Regions from separate parts of the Mus musculus genome. Here region 2 is linked to region 1. Evidence: chromatin loops called from intact Hi-C (ENCODE). Cell type or tissue: gastrocnemius. All regions are shown on one strand. Each heading gives the region's core, and the rest is flanking DNA. Links, peaks and the distances in the headings are about the cores only.

Region 1 (16,137 bases), core at 7,162-12,161:
TCCACTGGTCCTACCCTCTGACTCCCATAGGCCTTTGTCTGCCAAGGGCGTCACAAAATGGCCGACATAGCTGACTGGCTGTGTCGGCCATTTTGTAGCTGAATCCAGCCTTGAGGAGAAGGAGACCCCTGCTTCCTGCCTGCCCTGAGTGGCCTGGCCAGAGCCCAGGACCTGCCCCCACAATGTTTGGCTTCGGCCATGGCTGCCCTGGGCTTGGCACAGCCAGCTTTTGGCAAGGCAGCCTGGGAGCCCTGGCCCCTTACCCAGCTCACTTATGCCTTGCTACCCTGCGAGGCTTTATCACCAAGCAGACAGGGAGAGAGAGTGGCCGGACATCACAATCCGGAAAGCCGGCCACTTACACTGTACTTTTAGAGAGGATGTCTTTGGCACGGGCGGGGTCAGCACTGATGGGCCTAGAAATAATGTCTGTATTGTGGCACTGGGTTTCTGAGTGGAGCCGTCAACAAGCACAGATTTGAGTTAGGTCCTCCTGGAGAGGAAAGCCTCGGTCCTCCAAATGCCCCTCATACCCTTGACCTGCCCAAGGACCTTGGGCCTCCCTGGCTGAGCATGGCATAGAATGCCAGGGTTTTACAGTGTCCAGCCAGTCTCCTGGCCGGGGTAGCCTGTGATATCAAGAAGCAGTCCAGGTGCTTGCTAGACGAGGCTGCTTAACTCCCAGACCCACAGGGCCAATGGACCAGACCACCAAGGCTCTGACTACCCCAACACAGTCCCCCACCCCCCACCTCCCTACTCGCTATGTAGTGGCTGCCTGGTTCAGCATCTCGGCTCAGCAGGGATCCACTGTAAGCCCCCTAAGAGCTTCCTGTGCCTGTTCACAAGCTCACAGTCTTCCTCTGCCTTCCCAGAGATCAGAAGCAGCGCGCGTCCCAGAGCGCTACCATAATGATGCCGTCCAGGTCCACAGTACAACCGGCTGCCTTGGTCATTGCCGTAATGACAGTACATTCCAACTTCTCAAGGTAGGACAATCCAGGGCATGCTCTGGGAGGCCAGGAGTGACTGGAAGGCTCTGCTACCCCTGTGTTGGGGGGGGGGTGGAGGGCCCTTAAAAAATGAGGAGATAGCTCCAAGTAAAAATCTTCTTGGGCAGCAGGGGGGGGGGGTTACTCGATGCTATGTAACTGTTCTTCTGCCTGGTCCTGCTATCTCTCCACCAGGGTAGCAAGAAGCCATGTAGAGAGACAAGCTGTCTCATTTAGGAAGTTGGCCCTAAGCTTCTTCCCCTACAGCTTCCAGGCAGAAAACTCTGTCACCCTGAAGTGGTACTTGTTCAGGCCGTGCCCTCCTTCCAGAGACCCAGCAGAACGTTCACAATTTACCGGCCCAGATCAATGCCTTCCCACTGCAGGGCTAGGACAGAGCCTCCTGGGATCCTGGGATATAAGCTTCCTAGAACAGGAAACGGCTCCCAAGGAAGGGCAAGGCCCATGGGGGAGTTGATGAGGGGGGGTGGTTTGTCAGAGAGCAGACAGAGTCCCCATGATGTCACGTCTATAGTCAATTCCCACTCACCCTCCTATGACCCAGATGAGGCTTTGACTGAGAATATCTACAGATGAACACATAGCTTCGTGCTCAGAGCTGGTGACCTGTAGCCTAAATGTCTAGCTCCGAGCTGAGTCCAGGGACCAGGGTCCCTGCACAGTGGCCTTTCCCTACTGTACTCCAGGCCTTCTGTGCTTTGCCCTAGGCATAAGCCAGCAACTTCCTCATGGCTTCTGATCCTGTCCGTATCAGACAGCTATCTCGCTAGCTCTCCAGAGAAGGTCCATGGCCAACTGACTTTGCCTCAGACCCTGTTTCTAGATGGGGAGAGCTAGGCTCAGCTACATGGGCCTCCTCAGCCAGCTGAGACCTTGAATCTTCCTTTTTTTTTTTCTCTCCTGAGTTTTGCTATGGACCCTAGATTGAGGGGTAGGCAAGCCACCAGAGCACTGCAGACCCTGAGCTAAACAGAGCCGAGTGCAGATCGGATCCAGCATGGGACCATCATGAGGTGTGTAAGGCTACAAGAGCCAGGTGGAAGGCATATCAATGCCAGCTCTGGGTGTGACCCTGCGTAACTGGTCCGTGCTTGGAAGAGGGCACCCAAGCCTGTCCAGCACTCTGCCACACACCTGCCAGAGCGTTCCAGTCTGAAGCCAGGGGAGACTCCGCAAAGCCCAGGTCATCTTCACTCAGATGTGATCTTTGTAGTGTCTAGGGGGCTTTTGCATTAACCATTTCTCTAAACCTCGCACAAAGTTACTTGTCTTGATGAATGAGATTCTTGTTCACCCCCTAACATGCCTGTCCTAGCTAGATCCAAGATGGTGCCCACTGGGCATGGCCTGCCCCCTGGCATGTCGACCCATGCCTACCCAGTGAGCGTGCATCTTTTTAACTTTATGGGCCTTGTTCACAAGGAGATCCGCCTTCTGCCCAGCCGGATGCCAACCCCCTCCCGCCGTTCCCAGACTCGCTGTTGGCACGGCCTACTGAGCAGAGACACTGGCCGCTTTATGGGAGAAACCTAATCAGGGAAGCCAAGAGAGGGGGGGTTACTGTGGGGGGGGGTCTGGCTCTTGGTGGCCCCAAGCCAAGCCTGAGGTGACTTCAGGGTGACACTGTCTGTCTGCCTCTCTCCCTCCAGACATCCGCCCAGCCCTGAAAGGGCCACCTGCCTGCCTAGGCCTTTGGCACACCTGTCCTGGCCAGCCTGGCTCCTCCCCCAGGCAGACACTGCAGGACTGGGACAGGACTGAGAGGTGGCGGCTGGCAGATGGCAGGGCGTCTGCTGACTGCTCACTCCCTGCCCGCCCCGCCACTGGCCCTCCTCCAGCCTGTCCCCACTGGGTCCCTGCAGTCTCTTTCAGGACCCCTTCCTTGTTACCCCTTGAGAAAGGAGTCATTTCTGTGGGTCCCAAGCCCCAGGCCCGAGGCCAGGCTGTTTCACAGGTGGGCTTGACACATCGGAACGCTTCCCAAATATGGAACTGGGCCTTTTCCTTCTCCTTCACAAATGGCTCTAGAGATGACCAGAGATCCAGTAAGGGTGACCCTCCCTGAAGTCTTGTGGAACCAGCGTAAGTCCCCCACAGGTAGAGTAGAGCTGCCCTGGAACTGAAGAGACCATGATAGCCATGCCTGCCACCAGAGTGTGGAGAGGCACTGTGAGAGGAATCGGCCTAAGACAGGCACCTGTGGGTCAGCCTCACCAGAGCAGAGCCAGCACCCCCCTGCCCCCCCCCCCCCCCCCGGGGAGCAGGAGCCTTGTGGAAAGAAACAGGAAAAACAGGTCAGCGGTTCCTGGCAGACGGACAGACCAGAGCAAAAGCCAGGAGGTGGGAAGGACCTGGGAGATGGCCAAGGAGGGCAGAGGAGGCTTGCCCAGGGCATTTCGAGGCTTTGTGGGTTGGGGGCAGGGCTGATGGGCGCAGTGGGAAGGATCCGAGAAAGGGTGTCAGCGTGACAGATAGCTCGGCTGTCTTGGGAGCCCATGCGAGGCTGGTAGTCAGGGAGGGGGCTTTCCCACCCTGTGTGTCCTCACCAGACCCTCAGTAGCCAATGGGCTCATCTTCCCATCCTTGAGTCGTGGTTGGGGGAGGGGGGTGTTAACAAGGCCTGCAACAAAGCACTCCGGCTTGACGGACAGAAGTGGGCAGATCCTTGTCTCCATATTCTGTACCCCAGGCTCAGCTCCAGAGCCCTTCAGCTGGCCAGGCTTCTCCCTCACTGTCCCCATGTCCCTGCTTGGCCTTCCTTCTGTCTTACTAATGGCTCTGCCATGATGATTTGGGCCCGAGGGAGGTAGGATAGTGACTTGATTCATGGTGTGAGTCTGTAGTCCAGTGAGCCCTTTCTCTGGGTCTCTGCTCTTTGGGAGAGTTCAAGCCCCATTTGCCCTATGTCCTAGGGAAGTTGCACGCGGGCCACTGGCCACCCACAAAAACACGCTTGCCCACCATGGGTGAAGTTGGAGCATAGTCTCTGACCCACATGCCCAGCACAGGGCTGAGCTTAGAGGCCGTTCCATCCAAGGCTTTGCATGCAAAGTGTCACCAGGCAAAAGGCAGACTGGATGAAAATGCCATTGTGCTATAGGATCTTAAGGAGTGGCCAGGGGAGGCCACCAGGGGCCAGGCTTTCTCCCTTCTGAAGTTGATGATCATTGCTTTTGTTTCTAACCCCCAAGGTGGTCAGGAAGTGGAACCAAGCAGGAAGTTCTGCATGCCTATGGCTTCCCTGTGGTAAGTAGGGCCCCAATGTCCTTCCTCTGGAAAGTAGGGAGACTTGAGAGTAAGGAAGGCTAGGGTCAGAGGCACATCCCTGCCAGTGCTCCAGGACCTGCCCTCAGCTTAGATGTCTTTACCTAGAGGCTTTGTGCTCCCCCCAACCCCTGCCCTCAGTATTGTGCCCCACCCCACCCCCCAGCAATCTACCCCAGATGACACATCTACCCATGATATGATATGGTGACTTTTGACCCCGTATCGGCCTACTTAGACTGGGCATGGCTTAACAGAGGTGCAGTTCCATTCATCACCAGCTCCAAGTGGAAGAGACGTAGCCTCCCAACCTGAGGACAAGGTCACCGAGCCCTGAGAGACCTCTGGGGACCTCAGCATGAGGTCCCTCTCTTTTCTCTGTACCCCGGGCACCATCACTTAATCCCCCCAGTGTGATCCTGCTTCCCCCAGGCCAGGCCACTTGGTATCAATGGAGGATCTGCCAGAAGGTCTTGCCTAGAGAAAGGCCAGATGAGGGAGACAGAGGCACATCTGTTCCCGTGTTGGGCTAAGGCACAGTGCGTGGTGGCCCACTGTCCTTGCTAGAACTAGGGTGCTTGTGTCCTGGTGTTTCTCTACCATAGCTTGGGCTCTGCAAGGCTTCTGTTGCAATGAAGCCCAGATTCAGGGAGGCTCACCAAGTGCAGAAAAGGCGCTTTGGGGCTGACACAGTGGCATACACCGGCCTCCTGCTGCTAAGTAGAGTGGCTGAGAATCCCCAGGGGCCAGCCAAAAGGACCCCACGGAAATGCATGATGGTGCCCAGAGTCAGAGGGGCCAGTCTCGACCTTCCAGCCAGACCTGCCCACGTACTTGTATCCTGACAGCCAAGGGCAGAACCCGAAGTGTTGAGAGACCTGGGGTTGATGTCTGACCTCTTTCCTCCTTCAAAGTGCTTCTGGGGGCGGAGAGGGGGAGGGAGGTGCTGGGCTCAGATGGAGATGACCAATGTGGTCTCTAGCTATTCCACCACATCCGGGCACAGCCTAAGAACCGACGAGATTAACCATGGCCAGTCAAGCCTACAGAGAGGCTAAGCAGTGTGGGACACCCCTCAGCCTTCTCACCTGGGCCACCCATCATAGATAGGATCACCAAAGGGGCCCTTCACCACTCTCTTCCCACGCCTCTTCTGCCTTGCTGCCTCTGCAGGGACCATCCTTGAGGGTATTTGACCTGCCTGTTAGTGAAAGGGTCCAGGCTTGAGGCAGGGGATGGCACCCCAGTGGCTCAGATTTCCTTCTGGGGCTTGGAAGATTAGTGTTTCCTATCATCACAGGCCTGCCCACCACGGGCCAGGCCACACCAGCGCTCTGGGAACCTTGTTCCTAAGCTCCTCTGCCCCATAGACTCCGGATCTGGGGCCACAATGTGGACTTAGACCTAACGGCTTCATTTTGACCCAGGAGTTTTGGACTTGTCCCTTGACCCTTGGCAGAGAGGAAAGGAGGCGTGACAGTAGACGCTAGGGCTCATGCAGAGAGCAAAAGCTGCCTGGCTTCCTAGGTCTGGGCACAGGGCTTCCCTCCACATGCTGGGCAAACCGGTCTGAGGCCTGAAAGAAGCAGGTCTTTTTCCCTTCTGAGAGCAGAGCTACCTGAGACCAGAGACTGAGCCTCAGTTTCTTCAGCGATCTCTGCTGGCCTCTGGAAGTGCTAGTCGTTAGGGACAGACTGGCCATGAGTGTCCAGCCAGGGTCTGCACTTGCGCCCGGCTGGCCACCATGGGGAGTTAGGCTGCCTCCCACAAGGAAAGACTGTTTTGAGCCTCCCCCAGCAAGGTCAGCTCAGGCCACCCTGAGAAGAGGGAGGGACAGAACCAGAGCCCACGAGGGGGGGGCTCTTCCTGCCTAAGGGGAAGAGGGTACATGCCCAAGGCTACTACTTAGCAGGAGTCCTGGTGATTCTACTACGCTAGAGTTGAGTGGACAGAGGCTGGGTCTCAGCCAGGTGGACACTGGAAGCACCCTGGACCTTGGTGGCCTTTAACAAATGACACCCTTCCCCCATTGTGGCCATTCCTGTGCTCAGTGCCCCGTGCTTTCTCTCTCTTCTCCCCGTTTCCCCGTCTCCCCGTCTCCCCTTACTCTCTCTGTGATTTTGTTTAAATGTCCCTGGCCCATTTTGAGAAAATCCCAGTCTATTAATACCCTCAGCACTGAGCGGCCTGTGTCGGGGGTGGGGGGTGGGGCTCACCATGTCCCCAGCTCTCCTTCTTCCTCTAGGAGGGACCTCAAGAAGCCACAACATCCAGCTCTACGCCAAGACTGACTGACGGCCTTTGGGGTGAGGTAGTAGGTTGTATGGTTTTGGGCTCTGCCCCGCTCTGCGGTAACTATACAATCTACTGTCTTTCCTGAAGTGGCCGCAATATCTGCAGTGGATACAACGGCGGCCCTGGCTGGGGAGACTGAGGGAGGGACAGGGGGGTGATAACTACCATGCAAAAAGAGCCTGACAGAGACCTTGGATAGTCCCTTGACCTCTCTGGGCTGTTACTCATCTGTATAAGGGTTGGGGCATAGCGATGAAAACAGACAGCATTTTCAGGGCACCTTCTCTCCCTGGCCCACACTGAAGGGGCCTTCCTGCCCCTGGCCCCATATCAGACCTGTGCTCACAGGTCTCCATGAAAAGAGGGTCTGGACTAGACCTTCAACTATGTTCCAGAGTTGCCCAGGCTTTCCAGCGCAGGGTCAGGCCTCTGACGAGCAAGCGTCTCTTCCGAGAAGAAATTGAAAAGGAGCCATTCTTAGCACACCCATGAGTACAGCCTGCAGATGGACCGTGTAGGCCACTGTCCCCTGTCCCTGGGGCAATGGGTTCAGACACCAGAGGCTTCCTCAATCTGTTTGGTAGGCACAGGCCTTTCTCACTGAACCTCTGTCTCCACTTCCCCCTCCCCCACCCCGCCCTGTGCCCTATGGCTCTAGTGGCCTGTGGCCAGGGTGGGTGGGGAGCGGCTGGGCCTCCTCCAGAACACGGACACCGCAGGGTGAGGTAGTAGGTTGTGTGGTTTCAGGGCAGTGATGTTGCCCCTCCGAAGATAACTATACAACCTACTGCCTTCCCTGAGGCGCCCAGGGACACAGCTACATGGAGGCCCCCGCTCAGCAAGCTAAATGGAGCCACAGATTGGGTGGGGGCTATGACGTGGGACCTGGGTATAAATAAAGGATGTTCTGTCATGAACTTACAACTGGTCTTTGGTCATTTTGGAAATACGGAGACTGGCCGTAGAGGACATGAGATCGCCAACCACACATTGACACGTTTGCATGCATGAAACATTGCCAGCAAGAGCTGCTCTGGGTAGTGAACAGTACCCTCCCCTCATCTTCCATGTGCCCCTTAGTGGCCCAAGCCCTGGACACCCAAGCCCCTCCACATGAGTGGAACAACAGACCCTATGACTCCAAGTCTCAGAGCACAGTACTGGCTTCCAGTGTCCCTCAGCCTGTGGTCCTAACCAGATCTGAGAAATTCCTGGCCTATTGTCCCTTCGTGCCTGCCTCCCTTGGGACAGTATTGGGACGGCTGTGGATGTAGCTTTCTAATCTTGGGCCAAATGGTCATATACCCTTCTTCCAGGGACCCCAAGCCTTCATTCAGGTGGTGGTAGTGGGGTGAGGGTCAGCCCTCAGCTAGTGTTAGCTTAGGAAGGTAAAGTCCTAGTCTTACCTGACCAGACACCAAAGGCCTCCCTCGTGGGTGGATACCTTGACCCTGATGTCCTGGCCTTCTCCCCATAATGAATCCCCCGAGTCCCAGCTCCCGTCCTGAACCCAATCTGCCTCAACTCTGCATATCCACACACCTCCATTGACGCACCTAGGCAGACCAAACACCCCTAGAGCCCCTCTATATCCACCCTCAGCTACCAGACCTCTCAAACTTAGCCAGCCATTTCCAAAGATCTGATACTGTGCTAGCCCCAGGGTTGAGAGTACCCAGAGGGACTCTCTGAGTACTCTCTGAGAGCAACAGGGATGGCTTCCCAAAGTAGGGGCTATCTGAGCTGGGTCTTGATGGCTGTATAGGAGTTGGCAGCTAGAGACACAGGAGTGGACACTCAGACACTCCGTGGCATGCCCCATTGTCTCCTCCCTGCTGTCCTTTGGAACATCGATGGTGGATGATAAATTGTCACCTTTTTACCTCTCTTTATCCTGTAGTCAGTGGTGAAGTCTGTTGACTCTTGCTATGCCTCCAGCCCTAGAGGAGTAGTCCTTCCTCCCCTCCCTTGTGCAGAGCTTTGCCCACTCTTCATCCCTTGCTGAATTAGTTAAGGTTTTACTGCTGTGAGCAGATGCCATGACCAAGGCAACTCCTATAAGGACAACATTTAATTGGGGCTGGCTTACAGGTTCAGAGGCTCAGTCCATTATCATCATGGCAGAAGAATACCATGACATAGGAAGAGCTGAGAGTTCTACATCTTGTTCCGAAGGCAAACAGGAGAAGACTGGCTTCCAGGGAGCTAGAGTGAGGGTCTTAAAACCCATATCCACAATGACATACTTCCCCTAACAAGGCCACACCTCCTAATAGTGCCACTCCCTGGACCAAGCATATACAAACCATCACACAGCCTACCTTCCATACTCTTCTGCACAGCCCAGCCCCCAACCCTTCACCCTCACACAGGCCCACCCTCTGGCTACCACAGCCAGCTGTGTCTGTGCAAGCAGAATGACATGCTGGCCAGTCACACCCACCTCCTGGCTCCTATGCTGCAGTGGGAGATGGCCTCTGCTCTGCAGAGTTCAAGTACTAGGGACACAGGACAGGACACACGGCGACCACCCAGTGGGGTAGCGTGGGAGCATCCGAGAGCTCTGAGGTGCTCTGCAGTCAGGGTAGCTTCCTGGAAGATGACCTCTGACATGTCCTGTGCCCCTCTCTACATTCTGTTGGCTCTTCTCTGACAACTGACTGTCACTAGAGATAGGGGTGCATGTGGGGATCAGGGTGGGTACGACACAGCATTCAGCAGAGTGGAAGTTCTGGGGTGCAGGGGAGTGGTTCAGCCCAGGGAGACCCTGTGCTCACTTCCCCACTTCCACAACCTACAAAGGAAGCAAAACACTTCCACTTAGAGGGTGGAGTCAGGATTCAAGGGCACCCCAGATTGTGCCTCAGGGAAAGTACCCAGGAAGGTCCTGGTCCCTGGCCGGCCTTCTGCTGCCACCTGCTGGCTAATCTAAGAAGTGACTCCTGGGGTTGTTAATCAGGAGCCAAGGAGATGCTGCAGGCTGGAGGTCCTAGGATACAACCCTCCGGGCAGGCTGGGACTGTTATCACGATGTGCATAAGTGTCTTTGAGGACAAGGTAGTTCAAGACCAGCGAGGAGAGCAGGCTGGACCTTGGGTGGCCCCAACACATGGAAACTGGGCTCCACACATCAGCTGGAAACCCAGGCAGCATGCAGAAGCCTCGCTGAGTCTTACAGAAGCAAGACTTGCACATCCTTGCCCCACCCGGGATGATTCTCCAGAGATAGAGGGTCTCCTGGGGGTGACATCCGTAGCAGTGGCAGAGCCAGCAGTAGCTGGCAGGAGGGCGGAGGTGGGGGTCTCAGGAGTCACAGAACTATATCCAGCAGCTTGAAGCTGAGACCCACGAGGATGTCAGTGCCCCTAAACAGCCTTACTTCCTTTAAAAATAAAGAAAATTGAACACAAATATCAGATATGTAATATATAATGAATGCTACATATAGTATGATGATCAGTATTAATACATACTATGTTTCATAGAGTGAACCCAGGCACACGTTCACTGCTTCCTAAGAGGAAGATACCCAATCCTGTGCAGAGTGACCCAGCAGGAGTCCCTGTGAGGTTGTACACATCTGCCTACACCACTCCTGACAGACACATACCAGGGGGGATTTGTGGTGTGTGTGTGTGTGTGTGTGTGTGTGTGTGTGTGTGTGTGTGTGTGTGTGTGCAGAAGGCTGTAGAAAAGCCAAGCTTAGGCCCAGGGGAATATTTCTGGAGGCAGCTCTGGGAAGGCAGCCCTGTTTCAGTCAGGCTCCTGACCCATCCACCGCCTCCACTGGGTGGTGTGCTTCCCAGCAGCGACACCGTGTGGCAGCAGGAGACCATAGCAACCAAACTGATCACACGCCCCGCCCAACCTCTGCTCCACTCAGGTGGTGATGGGGGCGGGAGGGGGGGGCGGGTGGCGGGGCTCTTCTGGCCTCTGCCATCCTTGGGTTCAAGGATAAGTCAGGGAAGGCCTATGTGGAGGCCAAGCTGCAGTTCTCAGTATGCCCCTGAGCCTGCCTTGTCTCACCTGTCTCCACTCTGTTCTTTGTAAGACACAGCTGTGTAAAAGGCTGCTGGGGAGTCCTTCCGCATCCCAGGAGAGAGCAGTGAGCCCAGGTCACAGCTTACCAGCACCCCAATCAGGTAAGTTTTGCCCCTTATGAGGCAGTAGCACACACACCCCTCCAACGGGCACCAGGGAGCCAACCTACGGGGGCTCTTGGCAGGAAATGGACCATCCTAAGACTGAACCAACCGACGTGGGGAGAAGGTGCCTGCGTCTTTGGAGACCTGAAGATGAGGATGGCCAAGGCGAGGGAGGGAGGGAGGTGGCTGAGGGGAGGCCGCAGCTTAGGAGGCAGCTGTGATGGCTGACCCGTGGGTCTTTGCATTTCTGCGCCCATGACCTTCTGCCCGTTGCACACCTGTCCTGTGGCATTTGGTAGGCCTGTGTCTCTGGTGTCACCTGCTGAGACGGGCTGTAGCACTGGAGAAATGCCTGGGGCCAGCTGGGTGAATGCAGCTGATCTCTCTGAGCCCAGTCCTTCTCTGGAACAGAACAAAGTGGAGACAGCAAAAAAAAAAAAAAAAAACCACACTAGTCAGACCCAGGACAACCAGAGAGCTGAGATACACCAGGGAACAGAGCACCGTTGGCTCTCTGACTTGCTCATGGGCCCAAACCTCAGGACAAGGGCAAGGAGGGACTGCCAATCACCCCACCCCCATATACCTTCCCAGATGCCCAAGTTCATTATACACATCCCTGACCGCCTCCTTTTGTCCTGCCCAGCCAGGACCCAGCCAAAACCCCCACTTTGTGTGAGCCTAGGTGGAAAGCCAGGTTGCTCTATTCTGTAGGGGCGGCTCTCTGCGGGATGGAAGCAGAGGCACAGGCTATTGGTGTAAACACAGGAATGGAGGCGACATACCTTTAGGTCTGCTTCCCACAGACAGTACAAGCTCTAGAGGCCACCTTCCTGAGCTGGTTTCCTGGTTATGGAGTCTGAGGAGCAGAGCTGGAGCAACCTTCTCAAGGCTACACACCAGGCTAGGAAGCGTGGGTACGGAAGTCCAGGTCTGTCCACCCACATCTGTCATTGTCTTGCCTGCCCAGCCACTGGGCACAGTGAAGGGGACAGGCATTGAGGGAGGGAACTAAGGAATCTGGTCTGTCCCAGCTGCCCTCTTTAGCAAGAGGAAAGTAGCCAGTGCTCACTAGTCTGGCTTCCCAGGAAAGAAGCAACCGCCCTGGGTTTGAACTGGGACGAGGAAGTGGTCTGCCTTTGAGTTTCAGGCCCTCTAGCATCTGGTCCTAGGCATTGGACAGACCTCTAGCTAAGACCACACTGCCACCAGTATTGGGGGGGAGGCACTGCCCTCTTGCAGTCTCTGGAAACCAAAGTGGTGTGTCTCCTGCCTCCCACCCACCCCTTCTCTCCTCTCTCCTTCTCCGGCTGGGCCTCACTCACCAAGTCTACCCCGAGCATCTCCCTCCTGGCTCTGTCTTCCGTTCATTCCCTGGATCAGCTTGGTATGAGTCCAGGGTCCAGAAGAGCTTCGAGGGAAACACTCTTTTCTTCCCTCTGTGTGTTAGACCCAAATGGCTGGCCTGCAGCTGGGCTATGCTGACAAGGACTGTGGATATGATGGCGTTGAAGGTTCAGGGAGGGGGAGACCGGGGAGTGTTCGAGGCCCTGAAGCATGGGAAGGGCCCTTCCAGGGGGAAGGGCCCTTCCAGGAGGAAGGGGTGAGATTGTGTGGATATGGTGGCGGGAACAGCCACCGAGCCTCCAGGAGGAGGAGAGAAAATGGGACTGGACAGAGGCCAGGCCAATGTCAGGAGGAGCCTTTGTGAAGTCGGGTGGAGTTGACAGGGGCCCTGTCCTGTGGACTGAAAACACTGAGCATAGGGATGCTGAGCAGGGGGTGAGGGTCGACCAAGTACAGGAAATGAACACAACCAATGCTGAGATTAAAGCAACCCTGGGATAGCCCAGTAGCCCTGAAAGCCCAGCCAGTGTCACTGCCCTTAGCGGGTGAGAGGGGCTTGTCTACAGGCCTCTAGGAGGGCTGAGGTAAGCTGTGGTGAGCCCTGACAAGTGCTCTACCCTCCACACCCATGAGCCAGACACAGGAGGCCTGCTAACAGCCCCTCAGGGCCCCAGGCATTTGCACCCCAGGGCCCCACCCTCAACATCCACACTAGGCCCTAGGGTGCGCCAGGTGTAATGACATCAAAATCCCTCCCAGGGCAGGCCTCTCATCCTCTCCCTGCTTGTTTCTGCTAAGGAAAGGAGGCCTGTCTTCCCCCTTGCTTAGCCATCCCTGCGCAGCAGCTGGGCCAATGAGAGAGGCAAGCTGATTCTTCTCAGTAGGAGGTTTCCCCTAGTGGTGGCTCCCAGCAATGGCGGAGTTCCTCAGACTAACAGCCCCCGAGCTCACTCTTCAAATGGTACTGGCAAAGTCCTCTAGCCTAGGATTCCAGATTCCCACCTTGAGCTCCTGCCCTGACTCTTCCTGATAATGGACTCCAACCTGTCAGACAAAACCCAACCTTATCCTGTTATCTATAGTCAGGGCTTTATCACAGCAAGAAACCAAATCAGAAGGGCAAGTAAATTAAAGGGGTTGTGTTATGGGTGAAGTGAGCTCAGAGCCATTGGAGAATGCAGAACAGCTGGGAGCCTGGAACAAGGCAAGGAGGCAGCTGCTGGCTCTTTCTCTTTCTTTCTCTCTCTCTTTCTTTCTTATAATTATTTATTTATTTTATGTATGGGGTACACTGTAGCTGTCCTCAGACACACCAGAAGAGGGCATCCAATCCCATTGCAGATGGTTGTGAGCCACCATGTGGTTGCTGGGAATTGAACGCATGACCTCTGGAAGAGCAGTCAGTGCTCTTAAGTGCTGAGTCATCTCTCCAGCCCCCAGCTGCTGGCTCTTGTAAGGGCTTATGAAACACTCTTGTATTGTGAGGATTCCTAGAGTTTGGGGGAGGGGTGGCAAGACCTGCCATGAACTGGCCCCAGTCGGCCTCCCTCAATCTGCAGAAAAAATTTCGGGGTTCCCATTACAGGCGGGCATGGAGTTGGCGATGAAAAAGGTGACAAACGGACACAGACACAAGGGAGTGCTGTATCTGGATGTATTTTCACAAAGCGAACACCGGGCTTTTAATACAGAAGAAAAACAAGAAGGCTAGGCGAATATATCTGTCAAGGTACACTGGTTCTTAAAACAAAACAAAGAAAATGTATACATAAAAAGATGGCAGAAGCCAGGCAGTGTTTACAACTGAGAATATGAACAACCCTTAATTAAGATCAGCTAAACACAGGAGCCTGGCGAATGTTCTGAGGCAATGCTGGTCTATTGTTAAACCCACCACCAGGGGTCCTTTAGTAAATACCTGATTATGCTATTCCTCTGGGACTAGTGAAAAACCTGCACCAGGGGTATTCTGTTCTACTAACTGTTTTATGTATAGTACTACAACCCACCTATTTCCTAGGCCATTGTGTATTCCTGTGTTTGGGTGTGACTGGGCTGTTGTCCTAAGTAATTACTATGCAGATTAGCCCTGAGCTTTCCTAGCTCTATACAAGTAAATTGTAATGCCTGATTATCTTCACTGTCTCTGCTAGAAGTAAATTTGAGTGTTACTGAATAGGTAACATTCTTACTGAATTCCAAGCTTAGGGTTGGCTTCAAGGACTTTCTAGGACATTGGTGAAGGCCAGGGCGTAAAATTCAACCTGATTTAAGTACTTGTAAAATCATTACTTGGAAGCACCTATAATGCAAGAAAGTACACAGATCCATACACCAGACTAATACACAGGGTTTGAGTATATGGGCTATGGGAATGCCGAGGTTCCAGGAGCCTAAGTTTCCGTGAAACTCTTTGTCTCAGGACTGCTTCCAGGTTTCTAAACCTGTAGTGCACTACTGGAGTGAATGTAGCAAAGACCTTTCTTTCTTCCTTCCTTTCTTCCTTCCTTCCTTTCTTTCTTTCTTCCTTCCTTTCTTCCTTCCTTCCTTCCTTCCTTTCTTTCTTTCTTTCAAAAATATTTATTTATTTACTTGTTTATTTACTTATTTATTATATGTAGACACTGTAGTTGTCTTCAGACACTCCAGAAGAGGGCGTCAGATCTCGTTATGGATAGTTGTGAGCCACCATGTGGTTGCTGAGATTTGAACTCAGGACCTATGGAAGAGCACTCAGTGCTCGTAACTGCTGAGCCATCACACCAGCCCGGGAAGACTTTTCTAAGGTGTACAGCTCTGCTCCCCCCTCCACATGCCCTCTCTTGGAGTCATGCAGTAGTGAGCCACTGGAGGCTCTGACAAGGTCTGTATAGGGGGAAGCTGATTTGGTACCCTCATGCTCCCACAGAGCAGAAGCTATGTCAGGGGCTTTAGTCAGCAGAAGTCTCAAGTGGGCAGAGAGTCTTGAGAGGTTGCAGGCCCTGTCCTCAAACCAAAGTGGACCCCCCCCCGAAGCACAGCAGATAGTGGTCCACCAGTGAGAAGCCGTGGCTGCTCAGGGGAGTTGCAGCCCCCATCCCTTCCCCTGTACATGGCCATCTAGGGAGAGTCTCAGGCTGCCCAGCCCTGGGTGGTGGCCTGTCCTGTGGGGATCCAGCCTTGAGGAGGCTCAGGAGTAGCAGAAGGAAGGGCACCCGGGTGCATGCTCAGAGCCAGGTGCCACTCAGTGCCCTAAGTTAGGCCCCAAGGCAGAACAAGGCAGGGACTCCAGACACAGAGCTGAAGTACTTGCCATTTCCAGATTCAGGCAAGGCCCCTTGATCATCAGTGCTGCCCTGTCTCCCTGTACCTGGGACTTTGGGGGATGTAGAAGTCTGGCTTCCGAGTGTGAGGCCCAGGTGTAGCCCATCTGTCCCTGGTCCTGATTGGCTTTGCTAAGTGTTCTGGGAATAGTGGGTTTTCTCAGCTGTAGTTTGGTCAGAACTGGGAGAAAGACTATGAGAGACAGAGACAGGGGCCTGTGGGCCTTGTAAGGCTGAGCCAGTGGCCTCTTTTATCCCCAAGACACTGTAGCCTGGACACTCAGCCAAGCAGAAGCTGGGGGTGGGGGAGTTACATCGTGAGCCTAGGTGGGGTCGGAGAGCTCCCAGACCTTCTGCAGGCTGTAACAAAAAGGCACAGGCTTGGCTTGCTTTCTATTTATTGCTGTGGTCAAAACCATGATCAAAATCAACTTGGGGAGGGAAGAGTTTCTTTCATCTTATACTTCCAGATAACAGGGAGGCCAGGTCAGAAACCTGGAGGCAGGAGCTGAAGCATAGGTCGTGAAGGATTGCTGCCTACTGGTTTGCTCTCCACGGTTTGCTTAGCCCACGTTTCCAATGTCTAGGAGTGGCATTATTAGTCGTGGGCTGGGACCTCCTACATTAATCGTTAATTTTTAAAAAATGCTCTAAAGAATTGCCTATAGGCCAGTCTGATGGAGGTATTTTCTTAATTGAGGTTCCTTCTTCCCAGATGACTGTGACACGTTGTCAAAAACCTAACCGGCACATACTGGTAACCTTTTTAAT
Region 2 (16,137 bases), core at 6,467-11,466, 340 kb after region 1:
GCACAGGGAAGGGCCAACCTCTCTGAGATGCTGGGGCAGAGTATGTGATCAATCCTAACAGGCTGCACGGCTGTCAGTGTGAACAGAATACCTTCAGAAGGAGAGTCCCAGTTTAAAAAAGAACTGGGGTTGGGGTGGACCGTGCATGGCTTCCCAGCAAGAAAATACCAGCCCCAAGGAGGCACCAGTGCTTAGGGGCTCCGTGATGCAGGTCCTCCCAGGAAAAAGAGGCAAGCTAGGGAGCTCCTCTTTCCAATGAAGACTCAACCTCACAGAGTCTGCAGAGCTTGCTGACATTTGGGCAGGGGAGGATCCCTAGGGCCCCACCAGTACTGCTGGCAGAGGCCATGGTCCCATGGGGCACAAACAGTGAGTCAGGCTGAGATGGAATGCCATTGAGCATGCTGAGATCTGCAGCTTGGAAGAGGAGCTCAGACCCTGCCCTGATCAAAAGCGAAGAAGATGGATTAGGGCAGCGCACATAGCCTAGAGCCCCAGCCAGCCTCTGGGGGCCAGGGCGTACATGGTTTCTGTGCTCACGGAGCCAGAACTGCATAGCCAAGATGAAGACCATGGCAAGCTACCACCTGCAGGGTGAGGAAGAGGGGGCACCCAGGAAGATATTGGCAGAATGATTGGTTCTTTCAAATTCTGTTGCAGTTGGTTGATTGGCTTTTTTAAGTGACTGGGGGCCCATTGGCTTCTCCGTCCACAGAATCCCCTCCAAATCCCCTGGTCTCCCAGAACCCGCATGAACATGTTTGCTGGGTCAATGTGGATGTTCAAGAAGAATAGTGTTGGTAGTAATAATAAGTCCTGGCTGGGGTTGGAGAGATGGCTCAGCGGGTAAGAGCACTAACTGCTCTTCTGAAGGTCCTGAGTTCAAATCCCAGCAACCACAGCTGTCCTGATTTGTTTTACAGTCCTGGGGTTGGGCAGTCTGCAATGGGTCTCAGCCAATGCAGAAGTCAGATGTGGGGATTGCCACATGCCTTTATGGACCCTGAAAGAGAACACCTTTTTTTGTCTGCTTGTTTAATTTTTTGAAGCCACTTGCATTCCTTGGCCTCTGCCCCCCACTCCCCCCCCCCCCCCCACACACACACCTTCCTCCATCTTCAAAGCCAGCAGTGGCCGGTTGAATCTTCCTTATATTTTGTCTTTCTGAAGTTGACGTCTGCCTCCCTTCTTTACCTAACAAGACCTTTCTGGACACTGGGTCCAGCTACATACAGCACAGGTTACTCTTCTAACTCACAGCCAGCTGTTGAGCAATCCAAACTTCCTCTGTGTGAGGGACTCTTGGCTCTATTCCAGCTCAGGTTTGGGACACCGAGGCACAACACCACCTAGAGGCGCTGAGGAGAAAGTTGTCTGTACTCCCTAGAGTGAAGAAGGGTTGGAAGCAGGGTGAAGAGGAGCTGGCTACATCTGTCTGTATGGAGGTCTGTCCCTGGGATAGGAGCTCTTACAGACCACCATAGTCTTTGTGAAATAAAACTCAGGCCAGGTCTGGAAGGCAGAAAAGCTATACTCCTGACAGTGAAGCAGAGGCTAGAAGATAGATGGGGCTATGCCCCATTGGAACCTTCTGGAAGCATGCCATTCGAACACGGAGAATCGGGGTAAGCTGGCCAGTTAGCTGTAAGAGGCACTGGGACAAGATGCAGGCAAGAAGTGCTGAGCAGCACAGCCCGCGTGGCTTTCTTTGCTGCCATGGCTCAACCTGGAACGCAGAACCTCCAGGCACCCAAGTGTCGGCGTGGGGAGCGGGAGCATTGCTGAGAAGCTGGGGCAAATGAGCAAGGATAGCATGCACCCGAGATGGAAGAACCGTAGGGGTGCATCTAGAGTGCTCTGGCGAAGAAGAGCCCCAAGGGTGGGTGGCATTGTAACTGGCTGTGTCGGGGCATTTCTTCCAAGGAGCCCCATTTGGTCACAGGCACCCCACTAAAACAGACAAGGAATCTATTGGTTTCCAGGTACTCTCCAATCCAGATGGGATGAATCCACAGCCTTTCCCCTCAGCATGAGTCGTCTACTGTTCCTTCTGCTGTGATTCCAGCTGTCCCTTGTCCTGGGCATCCTCAGGAGTGTCTACAAGGTGACCTGTGAGAGTACATATGCAGGTCAAAGCCTGGAACAGAAATAGCAGCAGGCACAGGGCAGCCGCACTCCATAGGCTACCCACAAGACCTCACATCCCAAGCTCTCTTTAAATACCTGCTCCAGGGCTGGCAAGATGGCTCAGCATGCATACACACATCCATAGACAAACAAATAAATCAACTTTAAAAGTCTGCCCCAAGCAAGGTGAGAACTGCTTCGGCAGCCAAGAACATCTTGACACCACGCCCAGAGTGAGCCTTGACTCTTGACAGCATGATGAGGAGAATCGCCCATACCTCCTACCCCATGTGGGCAAATGTCTACACTGTCAGACAAAAGCCTGTCTTCTGGAGAGACACAACCAGAGAAACCGCTGGAGCCAGAGATCAGCCACAGACAGTCCTTTTGGCAGAGCAGAGTGGTGAGCACTGGGCGACTAGGGAGAAGACATAAGACTGTCAGGTTGTAAGCTTCAAAGCAGGCTCATTTCTTAGGGAGCTAGTGGTCCCCTAACCTGCCTGTCAATAGAGAGAGCCCACTAGGAAATGTGGGCAACTGCTTCTGAATTCTCGGTAAAGATATTTCAAAATGACAATAATCCCCCTCAGGAATGTATAATTATAGGCCAGTTTTCTGCTCTCCAGGTACTGAGGTTAAATTCACACTCTGCTCAGAGACAGGGAAATCCCAACTCAAAAAATTAAAGTGGCCCCATATTAAAAGCACCCCATTATAACCAGCAGAACCCAAATCCTTCCTGAAGGAGAGATCCCAGTGAGGCCTCAGGATTTCTCCCAAGGAAGGCCTGTCTAATGTGAATTCATATACAAGGAAAGCAGCTGGAAAGATGGCGTGGCAGGTAAGGGTGTTTGATGCTCTTACAGAGGACCTGGTTTGGTTTCCAGATCCCAAAAAGCAGCATGTAAACATCTATAACTCCAGTTTTAGGGGATCCAATGTCCTCATCTCTACAGGTACCTACACACATGTGGTGCATATACACACCCAAGCTCAAGCACACATGTACAAGAAAAGAAAAGAAAAGAAAAGAAAAGAAAAGAAAAAAGAAAAGGGAAGGGAAGGGAAGGGAAGGGAAGGGAAGGGAAGGGAAGGAAAGGAAAGGAAAGGAAAGGAAAGGAAAGGAAAGGAAAGGAAAGGAAAGGAAAGGAAAGGAAAGGAAAGGAGCCAAATGTGGTGGCCTAATCCCAGCACCCAGGAGACAGAGCTGGACGGAACTGTGAGTTTGAGGCCAGCTTGATCTACATAGTAAACCCCAGGACAATCAGAGCTGGATATGGTCTCAAAATAGTGAGACCCTGATAGAAAAACAAATAAACAAATATATGGAGAGATACATAAGGAATTTTATTTCAGTTGGAGCCAGTGTGAGCTGCCAAATCTATAATTTCCTTCTTTTTTAAAAATTAACTTTATGGGTATGAGCGTGTTTGCCTGCATGTGTGTCTGCCTATATACTACATGTGTGCCAGGTGCACATGGAGCCCAGAGGAGGATGTTGGATCTCCTGGGACTGGAGTTACAGACAATTGGGAACCCAGGTTCTCTGGAAGGACAGTTGAGTGCTCTTTTATTAAAGAATTTATTTATTTTATGTGCCCTGGTCTTTTGCCTGCATGTATGTCAAAAATTGGAGTGACAGACAGTTGTGAACTACCATATAGGATTGGGAATTGAACCGGTGTCCTCTGGAAGAGTGGCCAGTGCTCTCAACTGCTGGGCCATCTCTTCAGCCCCCAGTGTTCTTAACCACTGAGCCATTAATCCACCATGAAGCATGAGAAAGTGCCAAGACAGGGAGGAGTGCGGGGGTAGGAGGTGGAGGATCTTGGCCAGCTGGGGGTCAGGAAGGCTTCCCAAGGAAGGGATAAGAATGACTGCTCTTGCCCAAAGTCAAGTGAGCTGGAAGTGGGGGTATAGCTGGCAATCCCTTGCAGGTCCCAGCTGTCTTCCAGAGAACTACTGTAGCACATGACTCCAGGCCTAGTCTCTGCCTGGGTAGGTCAGAGACACCCCAGCTCAGCTCTCAGCAGCAATTCATTTCTGGGGGACTCAGGTCACGTGGCAGGAGGTGGAGACCAGAACAGAGTAACTCCAGCTTCAAGACAATCTGATGCTCTCACTCTTCCGGCCTCCATGGGCACACACACACACACACACACACACACACACACACACACACAGAGCAAACACATACACACACACACACACACATACACACACACACACAGAGAGAGAAAGCAAACACATAGAGACACACACAGAGAGCAAACACATAGACACACACAGAGAGAGAGAGAGAGAGAGAGAGAGGGAGAGAGAGAGAGAGGGAGAGAGAAAGCAAACATATAGACACACACACACAGAGCAAACACAAAGACAAACACATAGACACACACACACATACACACATACACAGAGAGAGAGAGAGAGCATACACATAGATACACACACACACACAGAGCAAACACATAGATACACACAGAGCAAACACATAGACACACAGAGAGAGAGAGAGAGAGAGAGAGAGAAAGAGAGAGAGGGAGGGAGAGAGAGCAAACATATAGACACACACACACACCACAGAGGTAAAATTTTTTAAAAATCAGGTAAAAGAATAAAAACAAATCTTTTTAAAATTAGGGCAATTTCACTTTCTATACATGTATATACGTAACAGAGTGCATTTATGGGTGCATTTTTAAGAAGCTTTGTAGTAGGCTTCTATATATATTTTTGAAAGGTCTTTGATGTCATTTACCCCTACCCATAACCCTCCTCTAACCTACCCTCCACCTCCCTACCTGGTATAACACTTCCTGCTCCATTATTCTCATTTAACCATTTATTCTATTCTGTACTCTATTGCCCCTCCCTTACACGTCTCTTGGCACGGCTCCTTAGTAAGCGCCTGGCCTCAGTGGATTCTCTAAATGAAACACACACATACATCTCAGGATTCAAAGCTAACATTCCCAGATGAGAGAAAACATGGTGTTTGTCTTTCTGGGCCTGGGTTACCCCATTCAGAATGACTGCTCCCAACTCCATTAACCCACAAATGGCATGATTTTGTTTTTCTTTGTAGCTGAATAATATTCCGTTGTGTAAATATACCACATGTTCAATATCCATTTATCATGATAGACGTCGAGGCTGTTTCCATTCCCCGGCTATTGTGAGTAGAGCAGCCATGGCTGTGGATGAGCGGGAATCTCTAAGTAGGATGTGGAGTCCTTCCAATAGTTGATTCATGTGGTAGATCCGTTTTGTAGGTTTTGAGGAGGGATCTCCACCCTGATTTCCATGGTGGCTACATTATTCTGCTTACTGGTTAACCATCAGTTAATGAGGGTTCCCTCTTCCCCTGCTGGCATGGTCAGTCCCCTCTCCCCGCATCTATGCTAGTATTCATCATCATGATCTTTAACCTTAGTATTTCTGACCTGGATGAGATGAAACCTTGAAGAAGTTTTATGTGGATTTCCCTGAAGCTAAGGATGATGAACATTTTTTAAAAAGTGTTTCTTAGCAATCCATAACTTATCTTTTGAGAACAGGGGTTTGCTTGTTTTGTTTTTTTGAGACAGGGTTCCTCTCTGTAGGCTGTCCTGGAACTCACTATGTAGACCAGGATGGCCTCAAACTCACAGAGATCCACATGCCTCTGCCTCCTGAGTACTGCGATTAAAGGAATGCACCACCACTTCCCATAAAGAACTCGGTTTAATTCTATGCCCCATTTAAAATGACTTGTTTTCTTTTTTTGAGATTTTGATTTTTTTCTTTTTTTCCCCATTAACGTACTTATTCACTTTCCATTCTGATCACTGCCTGCCCTGATCTTTTCATATATTCTAGATACTCTCTATCAGACATCTAGCTAATAAAAGGTTTTTAGTTTGGTTTTTTTCCAGTCTGTAATCTGCCACTTTACTGGAGTAATGGTGTTCTTTTCTATTCAGAATTCTTTTAGTTTTATGAGGTCCTGTTTGTTAATTGTTGGTCTCAATACCTGAATACTGGGATCATGTTTAGAAAGTCTTTTTTACTGTGCTAGGGAGTTTAAACATATTCTCTACTTTCTCTGATCTCAGAGTTGGTGGTTTGAATATGCTTGGCCCAGGGAGTGGCACTATTAGGAATAGCCTTGTTGAAGGAAGTGCATTACTATGGGGGTGGGCCATCAGACCCTCCTTCTAAGCCCATGGGAGCCAGTCCTCTAGAGGCCTTCAGGTGAAGATGTAGAACTCTCAACTCCTCCTGCATCATGCCTGCTTGGACGATGCTCCCACTTGATAACAATGGACTGAACCTCTGAACCTGTAAGCCAGCCCCAGTGAAATGTCCTTATAAGAGTTGCCTTGGATAGCTGGGCATGGTGGCACACGCCTTTAATCCCAGCACTCGGGAGGCAAAGGCAGGTGGATTTCTGAGTTCAAGGCCAGCCTGGTCTACAAAGTGAATTCCAGGACAGCCAGGGCTATCTATACAGAGAAACCCCGTCTCGAAAAACAACAAAACAAAACAACAACAAAAAAAGAGTTGCCTTGGCCATGGTGTCTGTTCACAACAGTAAAAGCCAAACCAAGACACAGAGATAGAGTATCAGGTCTATGTTTAGTCTGTAGTGATTTGAATATGCTTACTCCAGGGAGTGGTACTATTGGGAGGCGTGGCCTTGTTAGAGGAGGTGTGGCACTGTGGAGGCAGGGCTTTAAGGTAATATATATATATATATATATATATGTATATATATATATATATATATATATATATATATATATATATATATACATACACACACACATATATACACACATATATACATATATATATACACACATATATATACACATACTCAAGCTCTGCCTAGTGTGAGACACAGTAATCTCCCGCTGCCTTGGGATCAACATTAGAACTCTCAGCTCCTTCTCCAGTTCCATGTCTGCCTGGACACTGCTGTGCTTCCTGCCATAATAAGGCCTGAACCTCTGAAACTGTAAAGCAGCCTCAATTAAATGTTGTCATTTATAAGAGTTGCCTTGGTTGTGATGTCTCTTCACAGCAACGGGAACCCCTAACTAAGACAAGGTCCTTGATCCATTTGGAGTTGAGTTTTGCGCAGGGTGCGAGGTAAGGACCCAAGTTTCATTCGTCTCCATGAAGCTGGGCAGTTTGATCAGCACCACGGTTTTTCCTTGGAGAAGAAACAAGCTAGATAGAAGATGGACTACAGCACCAGGAAACGCTGCACTAAGCAAACTGATCGAAGAACTTCATACTTTATTCTAGACTCCCTATAAATAGAACCCCCAATTAGCGTTTGCACTGTCAGCTGGTAACTGCTAGAATAAGGATTTATGCAAAGCCTTCTACACACAGTAGCTTACGACTACTGAAAACAAGTGCAGTCCAGGTAGGAAAGAAAACCAACCTGACTCTAAATTACACAGAGTAGCGACAAACCTCCCCACTGCTTGGGGATGTAAAACATTTCATTTAAAATGTTACCATTATGATAGACAAAGTAGCTCTTATAGTGCACAGGATACATTCTATAGCCTCCAAGCTTACATTTTTATGGTCAGGCTCACCAGGCCCAATTGTTACACATCACAATCAAGTCATAACCAATTTATAGAAAAAAGAGCCTGTGCTTACTTATTCATCAATTCCGGTCCTTAATGCCCCCCTTACAGGTCATATAGAAACGGGCATCACCAGAAGCAAGAAATGCTGCCATCCCTCCTGCACAGCGGTCACTCGTTCCCGCTGAGTCTCAGTGCTCACGCCGCCCATCCAGAGTGACATAAGCACAAGGCAGCCGATTATAAGCAGTTTCTTATAGAAAAGGTCACAAATGAAAGAACTTTACAGGAAAAATTACAAAATGCCATTAAAAACTACCTTGGGGACTGGAGACATGGCTCAGCGATTAAGAGTACTCCTCTTCTGAAGGTCCTGAGTTCAAACCCCAGCAACCGCATGGTGGCTCACAACCATCCGTAAAGAGATCTGACTCCCTCTTCTGGTGTGTCTGAAGACAGCTACAGTGTTCTTAGATATAATAATAAATAAATCTTTCAAAAAAAAAATACCAACCAAACAAACAAACAAATTACCTTGGTCTCCACCCTCCATGTATCTGGCAAGGTGACTGGATGCCTTTGGGCATGCTGGTGACTTCCACTAATGTGATGGCATATGGACACTGCTTCAGGTGACACTTTGTCAGCCTCCCGGAATACACTGGCCATGTTCTACAGTCACAGGCCGGTTCTGAAACCCTAGGTGAGTTCTCTTGGCAACTTCTGAAAAGCATTTTAGGGGCCAGGAACTGTGCCAAGAACCATAGGGAGAGGGGAGACCTGGAGTGATGGCTCAGTGGCTAAAAGCACTTTTTGGTTTTTGTTTTTGTATGTTTGTTGTTTGTTTGCTTTTTAAAACTTTTTATTCTTTGTGAGTTTCACATCGTGTACCCTAGTCCTGATCATCTCCCCATCCCCTTATATCTGCCCTTCCCTTGCAATCTTCCCCCACCACCAAAATAAAAAAACCACACAACCAACCAACAACAACAACAACAAAACAAAGAAAGCATCTCATCGTGGAAGCTGTAGTGTGTTACAGTGTGTCCCACAGTATATCCCTTGGTGCACACATCTTCACTTGCAAATGTTCATTGCAGTGAGTCATTGGTCTGGTTTGAGATCTCTAGTTTCTGTGACACCATCTTTATTGGATCCTCAGCGGGGCTCTTCCCAGTTTTCCTGTGGTACCCTGTGTCAGGGAGATTCTGCAGCAGCGGATCAGCAGGACTTGGCCTGTCACATGTCCCAAATGTTCTCAGATGATACAGATTTTGGGGTGGGCCAACTAGATGCCCTGGATCTGGGCCTGGATGGCAGCTGAGCTGACCAGTATGCTGGCACTTCCTTATCTACCCCACCATGTTGAGTTCTTCAGCACTATGCCAGCTAGGCCAGCCAATGCTGCCATCAGGAGGAGGCAGGGTCAGCTCTCCTGCCCGTGCACCCCCCCCCCCCACTCACACCCACACCTCCAGAGCCAACTCCACTGTGCTATCCAATCAGGACACGGGGCCCAGTCTCCCAAGTGCTATAGCCAGTAGAAGGCAGGCTAGCACTCTCACTAAGAGCACTCGTTGCTCTTGCAGAGGACCTGGGTTCAGTTCCCAATGCCCACATGGTGGCTCACAGCCATGCATATCTCCAGTTTCAAGAGGTCAGATGCCCTCTTCTGACCTGTGTGTGCAATGCACACCCATGGTGCACATACATGCAAGCAAGCAAAACACTCATACACATAAGATAAAAATAAATACATCAACACACACACACACACTTACAAAAGCCTACGCACCCTGGGCCTGGAAAAATAGCACAGCGGTTAAGAGTGTTTGCTGCTCTTGCAGAGGACTCAAGCCCAGCTCCTAGCACCTAAATCACAGTTACTTGGGGCTCTAGCTGCGGGGAATCTGGTGTCTTCTAGCTTTCTCAGGTTCTGCACTTATGTTATGTGCTCATACCCCCACACAGACATACACATAATTTAAAAAATAAAATAAATCTCTGTTTTACTAAACGTTCCCCCCTTTGGTTCTGTCCATCTCAAAACGTGATGCAATGTGTTTATTCATTAGGACTGTTTTAATTTCATTCACTCTAAAATTACTTCCCTTTTTTCTCTCCAATTACCTCCCTGCTCTTCCGATGTACGGTCTTTGTCTAATCGGTCCGTCTGTGTTCTCGCACTGGTGAATCATGCTATCCTCTCATAGTCCCGTCATTTTCGGGCTTCCCCTGGCTCCAGTTCCCACTGCGGGATGGCCTACGTTTTCCGTGCTAGACTTCAGTCAGCCTGCTGCCTCACTATCCACACAGGCTGTTTGCATGGCAATCTGTTATCTCCCAAGATGCAACTGTAACTTCCCTTTCCTGGAACTAGCTACATTTCAGTTCTCAGTAGCCACCTGTGGTTAATGGGCACACCCTTATAGAACAGACTAGCTGTAGAACATGTCTGTAATTCTAGAAAGCTCTGTAGTGTATAGCGTTGGTCTATAGAGTCCTAAAGGTTGCCTTACGAGGACTTTAGATGGGGCCTGGCTATCACATTCTGTCTACAGTTCCTTTTTACATGGGAAGTTTCCTCTGCTCTCAAGGATCACAGGGACCATGAAGGCTGTGCTGGCCATGGCTACCTGTCATGGATATTGTCGTCTTGTGCCGCCCCCACCCCCACCCCGCCCTGTCCCCTCCCCCGAAGCTGTTCTTCATCCTTTCCTTTATAGTTCTTCCACAGATCCTGGAGATTTGTCCTGTCTGCCGACCTCCACCTCCTGCTTCTGGAGACTCCATTCCTTTGCTTCTGTGGTCCCTGTCCTTCTTCAAGTAGACTGTCCTAGAGGACTGGGAAAGGACGGATCCTCAGGAAAGACGCCATGTCTGGGCTCCTCCGTGCCTTGACTGTCCACATGGTCGGATCTTCTTGCACCCTGCTCCCCAAACCACCAAGAACCACAGGCCAAGAAGGCCCCTCCTCATCCGTGTCCAGCCCCGTGAAAGCTGCTCCTAACAGCTGGCTTTCCAGAGGTCCCTGCTGTCCACTGTCCCATCCTCTCCCTGCACACATTCTCTAACAGCCTCTGTGCAAGCTCTCCCTTCGCCCACAGTTCACTGCCCCAGCCACCCTAGTCCCTGTTCTGGTTCACTGCCCATGACCCTTCATTTCCTCTGCCAGCTCACCACCCCCACTATCTCACTGATCCCAGCCCCTCACCCCCCTGCACTAACTAGCTCACTAACCCAGCCCCCCAGTTCCCTGCACTGGCTCACTGCCCACGACCCTTCATTTCCTCCACCAGCTCCTCACTACCCTGTTGGCATATTTTTGAGCTACTTTATTGAGTTCTTATGTCTACCACCCTTCCAGCCCTCATTTCACCCTAACACTAGGTAAGAGAGAAAGAAGGTTAGAGGAGAAAGGGGGTATAGACCACTTTAGACTACTGCTTGCTGACTAGGGGTATTGAGTTTCATGGGGCAAGTCCAACCTGCACTGTCAGAATATCTCCAATCAGCACACCAGCAGAACAATCCAGCAATCCAGCACAGCAAATGCAGCAGCAGGAACCAACAGCAGCCACCGGCTTTCTCAAGAGTCCCCAGAATTCCAAACATAGGCTATCTGCATGTGCCAAAAATCACACCCCTCGATAGAGCATGAGAGAATCATTAGCGGCTGTGGACAATCTGAAGCAGCCACATCCCAACACCTGGGATTAAAACAAAAACATATTCACATAACATAACTGGGTTTTTTAAGAAACCAAAATTCTCACTCTACCACCTCACGGGCTCACTGTCTTCAGCCCCTCACCCCTGCACTTACCCATTGCCCCATCCCCTCACCCCTGCATTTACTCATTGCCCCCTAGCCCCTCACCCCTGCATTTACTCATTGCCCCATCCCCTCACCCCTGAACTTAATCATTGCCCCATCCTCTCACCCCTGCATTTACTCATTGCCCCCAGCCCCACACCCCTGCATTTACTTATTGCCCCATCCCCTCACCCCTGAATTTACTCATTGCCCCATCCCCTCACCCCTGAATTTAATCATTGCCCCATCCTCTCACCCCTGCATTTACTCATTGCCCCATTCCCTCACCCCTGAATTTACTCATTGCCCCATCCCCTCACCCCTGAATTTACTCATTGCCCCATCCCCTCACCCCTGAATTTAATCATTGCCCCATCCTCTCACCCCTGCATTTACTCATTGCCCCATTCCCTCACCTCTGCATTTACTCATTGCCCCAGCCCCTCACCCCTGCATTTACTCATTGCTCTATCCCCTCACCCCTGCATTTACTCATTGCCCCATTCCCTCACCCCTGCATTTACTCATTGCCCCATTCCCTCACGCCTGCATTTACTCATTGCCCCAGCCCCTCACCCCCTGCATTTACTCATTGCTCCAGCCCCTCACCTCCCCTGTACTGTCCTGGTGTCCTCATCTCCCCACCTGCTCATACACTGGCCTACATATGCCCTCAGCTTTCTAAGTCCAGTGTTGACTTGCACCTGTCCCAGAACCTAAAGATCCTGAAGATTGTCACCCCCTCCATGGTCTAACCTCCTCAGATGCCTTCTTAGGTTTTAAAATCAAAGGCTCACACCAGGACAGGCCTCCCCTCCAGTCCTCTGGCCCTAGTGAGCATGTCATAAATGGTTCACATGTGGGTCTTTCATCCCCAGAAGGTCTTCATGGGTCAGATCTGCTGGCCATGGACCTCTGTGAACAGCTGTAGAGGGAGCAAGGGGTAGGGAAAAAGTAAGGAGGCAGCCATCATCCTTCAAAGTAAAGAAACAAAGGCTTTGAGACCTTTCAGGGACTGGCCAAGGTCACCAAGCAGGTGAAACTCAGAGCCCAAACTAGATCAGGGCCAGCAATCTGTCCCAAAGTGGACACAGTCAGAGGTACAAAAAAGAAAGACTCTGCTATGTGGTCCCAAGTTGTGCCTGTGTTTGGCAGGCTGCTGGGTAGGGAGAGGGGTAAGGGGTGGACCCCAATAGGCCATCCATCCATGAGTGCGACTTCTGTCTTCTGTGATGTGATACCACCTGCAGCCACAAGGTGGAGCACCTGCCAGCTCTAAAGCCCTAACTTGTTAAGAGGGATTTGCAGTTTACCATCCCTAGCTCCCTCATCTCCCTCCTGAGCACTGGCTCACTACCCACAGCTCCCATGCCAGGCAGGCAGCTCAGAGCCTGCTTTCTGCCACCCCACAAGACCTGACAAAGCTGTACAGAAGACCCTCTATTGCAGGAGTAGACCCTCCAAGGGTCACAGCCAGAGTTGGAGATGCTGGAGTAGAGCCTTCCACGTGTCAGGTCCTATCACACCCATGTTCCTTCCAAGATGCCTTGTGATGCTGTCATGGGAACAACCTAGAACAGAGTGTACCTAACACATCAGGGTTGGGGTTTCCCCTGAAAAACAGCTGTTACACTGGTGGGGCCTCTGACTTCAGAGTACATTACTTCAGGGCAAGAAAATATGTGAATTGGGTTTCTAGATGACATCTGACCATTTACTGGGCCCCCACTCAGGGAGTGCCTAGAATGGGGAGAGGAACAGGCATTGTGCGCAGACACACATTTATCTGCCTGCCGCCATCAGACTATACAGCCCTCGCTGCTCAGCCTTCTCAACTCCACCTTGCAGACTCTGAGTCCTGATCTCCCACAGGCCGCTGCTGCTGCTTGCCTCTTCAGTGGGAAGAGACTAGGGGCTGAGACCCAGTCCCAGCTGCTGTCTGGTTACAGAGAGCAGCTCGTTCCTGCACCTTACAGTCATGGAAATTAAGGCTCCAGGACAAGATTTCTCAACCTGTGGGTCACAACCCCTTTGGGGAGGGGGTGTCACATATCAGATATCCTGCCTATCAGATATTTGCATTATGATTCATAACACTAGCAAAATTATAGTTATGACATAGCAACAGAATAAGCTTATGGTTTGGGGAGGGGAGGTCACCACAACATGAGGGTTGCAGCATTAGGAAGGTTGAGAACCACTGTTCTCGGGCGTCCAAAGTTTGTGTGAGCCATGTCACATCAAGATCAGTGGAATAAGCCAGGCTTGTCTGATTAACTTCCTGTCCCAGGGAGGTCCTGCCTGTCCCAGGGGAGTCCCGTAATAGTGAGTCCCTCTCCTCTCCTCTCCTCTCCTCTCCTCTCCTCTCCTCTCCTCTCCTCTCCTCTCCTCTCCTCTCCTCTCCTCTCCTCTCCTTTCCCCTCCCCTCCCCTCCCCTCCCCTCCCCTCTCCTCTGACACTCTTCTCTTCTGCTGTGGAAATCAGAAGACAGTGGACACCCAATGTTCCTCAGGTCTCTGACATGAGGCTTTGGGGACCAAGAGGGTCCAGCTGGCCTCAGAGTGTTAACAGGTTCTAGCTACCTTCCTATAGATTCCAGTGAGGCCCAGGGGCTCAGAAGCACCTACTGGTCTGGCTCTGGCCTTTGATAGATATCCCTCTGTATCTAGCTCACTTTGAGCAGAGAAGGTGGGGTCAGTGGATCGCAGTGTGTGCGTGGCCTTTCATATCAGGTGGCTTTTAGGACAGCGGGTGGAAGAGAGATTTCCTTACTGTACAAGGTCAGTTCCTTTTCACCAGGGTGTGGAGTGAGTCTCTGCCTTCTCTGTCTCCACATGGTCATCCCTTTCAGTCTGTGTCCTGATTGTCTTTTGGTAAGAACCAGCCAGATAGCTGGGCAACGGTGACTGACACACGCCTTTGATCCCAACACTTGGGAGGCAGAGGCAGGTGGATCTCCTAGTTCGAGGTCAGTCTGGTCTACAGATTGAGTTCCAGGACAGACAGGGCTACACAGAGGAACCCTGTCTCAAATACTTCCTCCCCACGCAAGAACCACACAAACTAGACTGGAGGTAGCTCATGTGGCCCCATTGGCTTTTCTGGCCTCTGTAAAGACCCTGTCTTCAAATGCAGTCCTGTTCCGAGGTCTGGTATATTAGGACTTCAAATATTCAGATTTGTGAGACACAGTCGGGACCACAATAGCCTTTATCAGTTAATGAGGGGCCATGGTTGTGAGGAGCCTCTGAGTAGGTGGTGGTCATGGTAACCCCAAGTTCTCCTAGGGGTAGTGTCTGTCCAAGTCTGTCTTCTAGAATGTACTTATTGACCAGTTTCATTCTCCACCAGGCAGTGCCTGGGAATGGGTACCCAGTGAATGCTTGTGAGCAGGAGGGGAGGGATTAGAGAAGTCTGGCTCCATTGTGGGGCTCATCCTGGATACTCATGCAAAGAACATTCCTGGGCACCCTCTGGGTTATGCCAGGCTCTGGCTGTTGCGTGTATCTGCTGGTTGTCTTCCTGATGCGGTGATGCTATGGCCTCTGGTGGCTCAGCTTGACCAGAAGCCCCAGCATCTCCCAGGCTCCCTTCCCATCACCATTAACACATGCAGGCTGAACCGGAAACAGCAGAGATGGAGATATGCTACAGGAATAAGGCCAGAGAGGATTCTCCCCTGGGGTCAGGAGCTGAGGGCAGGGCCTGTCTACAGAGGAACAGGAAGCCAGAGAGAGTGACTGGACGTGAGGGGCAGGGCTTCCTGTAACACCTCGCATAGAGCCCTTCTGCAGCTGTGCTGGCTGGCTTCAGGATGTCCTGTGTGATAGTGAGGACCTGCCTGTCATGCCATCCTCATGAGTGCATGTCAGGGACTTACTTTTCTATTGCTTTGATGAGACATTATGACCAAGGTGACTTACAGACAAGTGTCTAATCTGGGACTCCCATGGGTTAGTCCGTTAACTATCACGGCAGGCAACATGGTAGCAGACAGGCAGGCATGGTGCTGGAGCGGTCGCTGGGAGCTTATACCTTGAGACACAGACATGAGGCAGGGAGAAAGTTAACCAGGAATATGGGTTTGTGGAACCTCAAGCACACCAGAAACACACCTCCTCTAGCAAGGCCACACCTTCTAATCCTTCCCAAACAATGTCACCATCTGGGGAACCAAGCATTCAAAATATGAGCCTATGGGGGCCATTTCTCATTCAAACCAACCCACCTTCCATCGAGAGCCTACTCTATAAAGCCAGCTCAGATCATAAAGCCTTTCTGAGGGCAGAGCCCTTCAAAGTAATCACGTGCCACATGGGTGTACTGGGGATTAAGCTTGCAATGCAGGGACTCTGGAGACACACTTTAACTTCAGCAGGGAGGGATCCCTACATGAATGCATCGAACCTCTCCTGGTAGAAGCTGCCCAGCTGAGTTCACAGGAGAAGGGTGGGGAATGACTCCCGAGAACTCTGGCTTCCTGGGAAGCTAGAAACATTTTCTAACTGGGCGACTGGTCAAGGGAGGCTTTGTGGAGCTGAAACTTTGGAGTTAGCTTGGAAGGTTGGGTAGGGCCAGAGTGGAGAGGCTCCCCCCTCCTCC

What was found. Peaks named below come from ENCODE experiments on the same cell type or tissue, not always from the same donor. Only the 100,000 strongest peaks of a DNase experiment are listed, where the experiment ranks them.
Region 2: it touches region 1 in a loop (2.5-fold over the local background); 20 of 42 quality-filtered maps call a loop at or near these places.

The regions. Positions count from the first base shown.
Region 1 is chr15:85,700,032-85,716,168 of GRCm38, forward strand. Lncppara (long noncoding RNA near Ppara) reads left to right here and starts at 3,742. Exons shown (of 2, transcript NR_110483.1): 1 at 3,742-4,259; 2 at 6,523-7,493. It overlaps Mirlet7b (microRNA let7b), which reads left to right and starts at 7,288; the gene lies at 7,288-7,372. It overlaps Gm34622 (a long non-coding RNA gene), which reads right to left and starts at 11,908. Exons shown (of 3, transcript XR_384306.3): 1 at 11,503-11,908; 2 at 10,996-11,119; 3 at 8,840-9,954. It overlaps Mirlet7c-2 (microRNA let7c-2), which reads left to right and starts at 6,572; the gene lies at 6,572-6,666. In gastrocnemius, for the core only: CTCF peaks have their summits at 9,495 (motif pointing left), 10,401 and 10,601; DNase peaks (open chromatin) are centred at 7,240, 8,119, 8,296, 9,042 and 4 more places; H3K4me3 peaks cover 344 bases; H3K27ac peaks cover 3,006 bases.
Region 2 is chr15:86,041,272-86,057,408 of GRCm38, forward strand. Gm41375 (a long non-coding RNA gene) reads right to left here. Exons shown (of 3, transcript XR_875536.2): 2 at 15,459-15,570; 3 at 12,296-12,460. Among named protein-coding and RNA genes, the nearest start is that of Gm41375, 9.3 kb to the right of the region's middle. In gastrocnemius, for the core only: a CTCF peak has its summit at 9,270 (motif pointing right); DNase peaks (open chromatin) are centred at 8,427 and 9,115.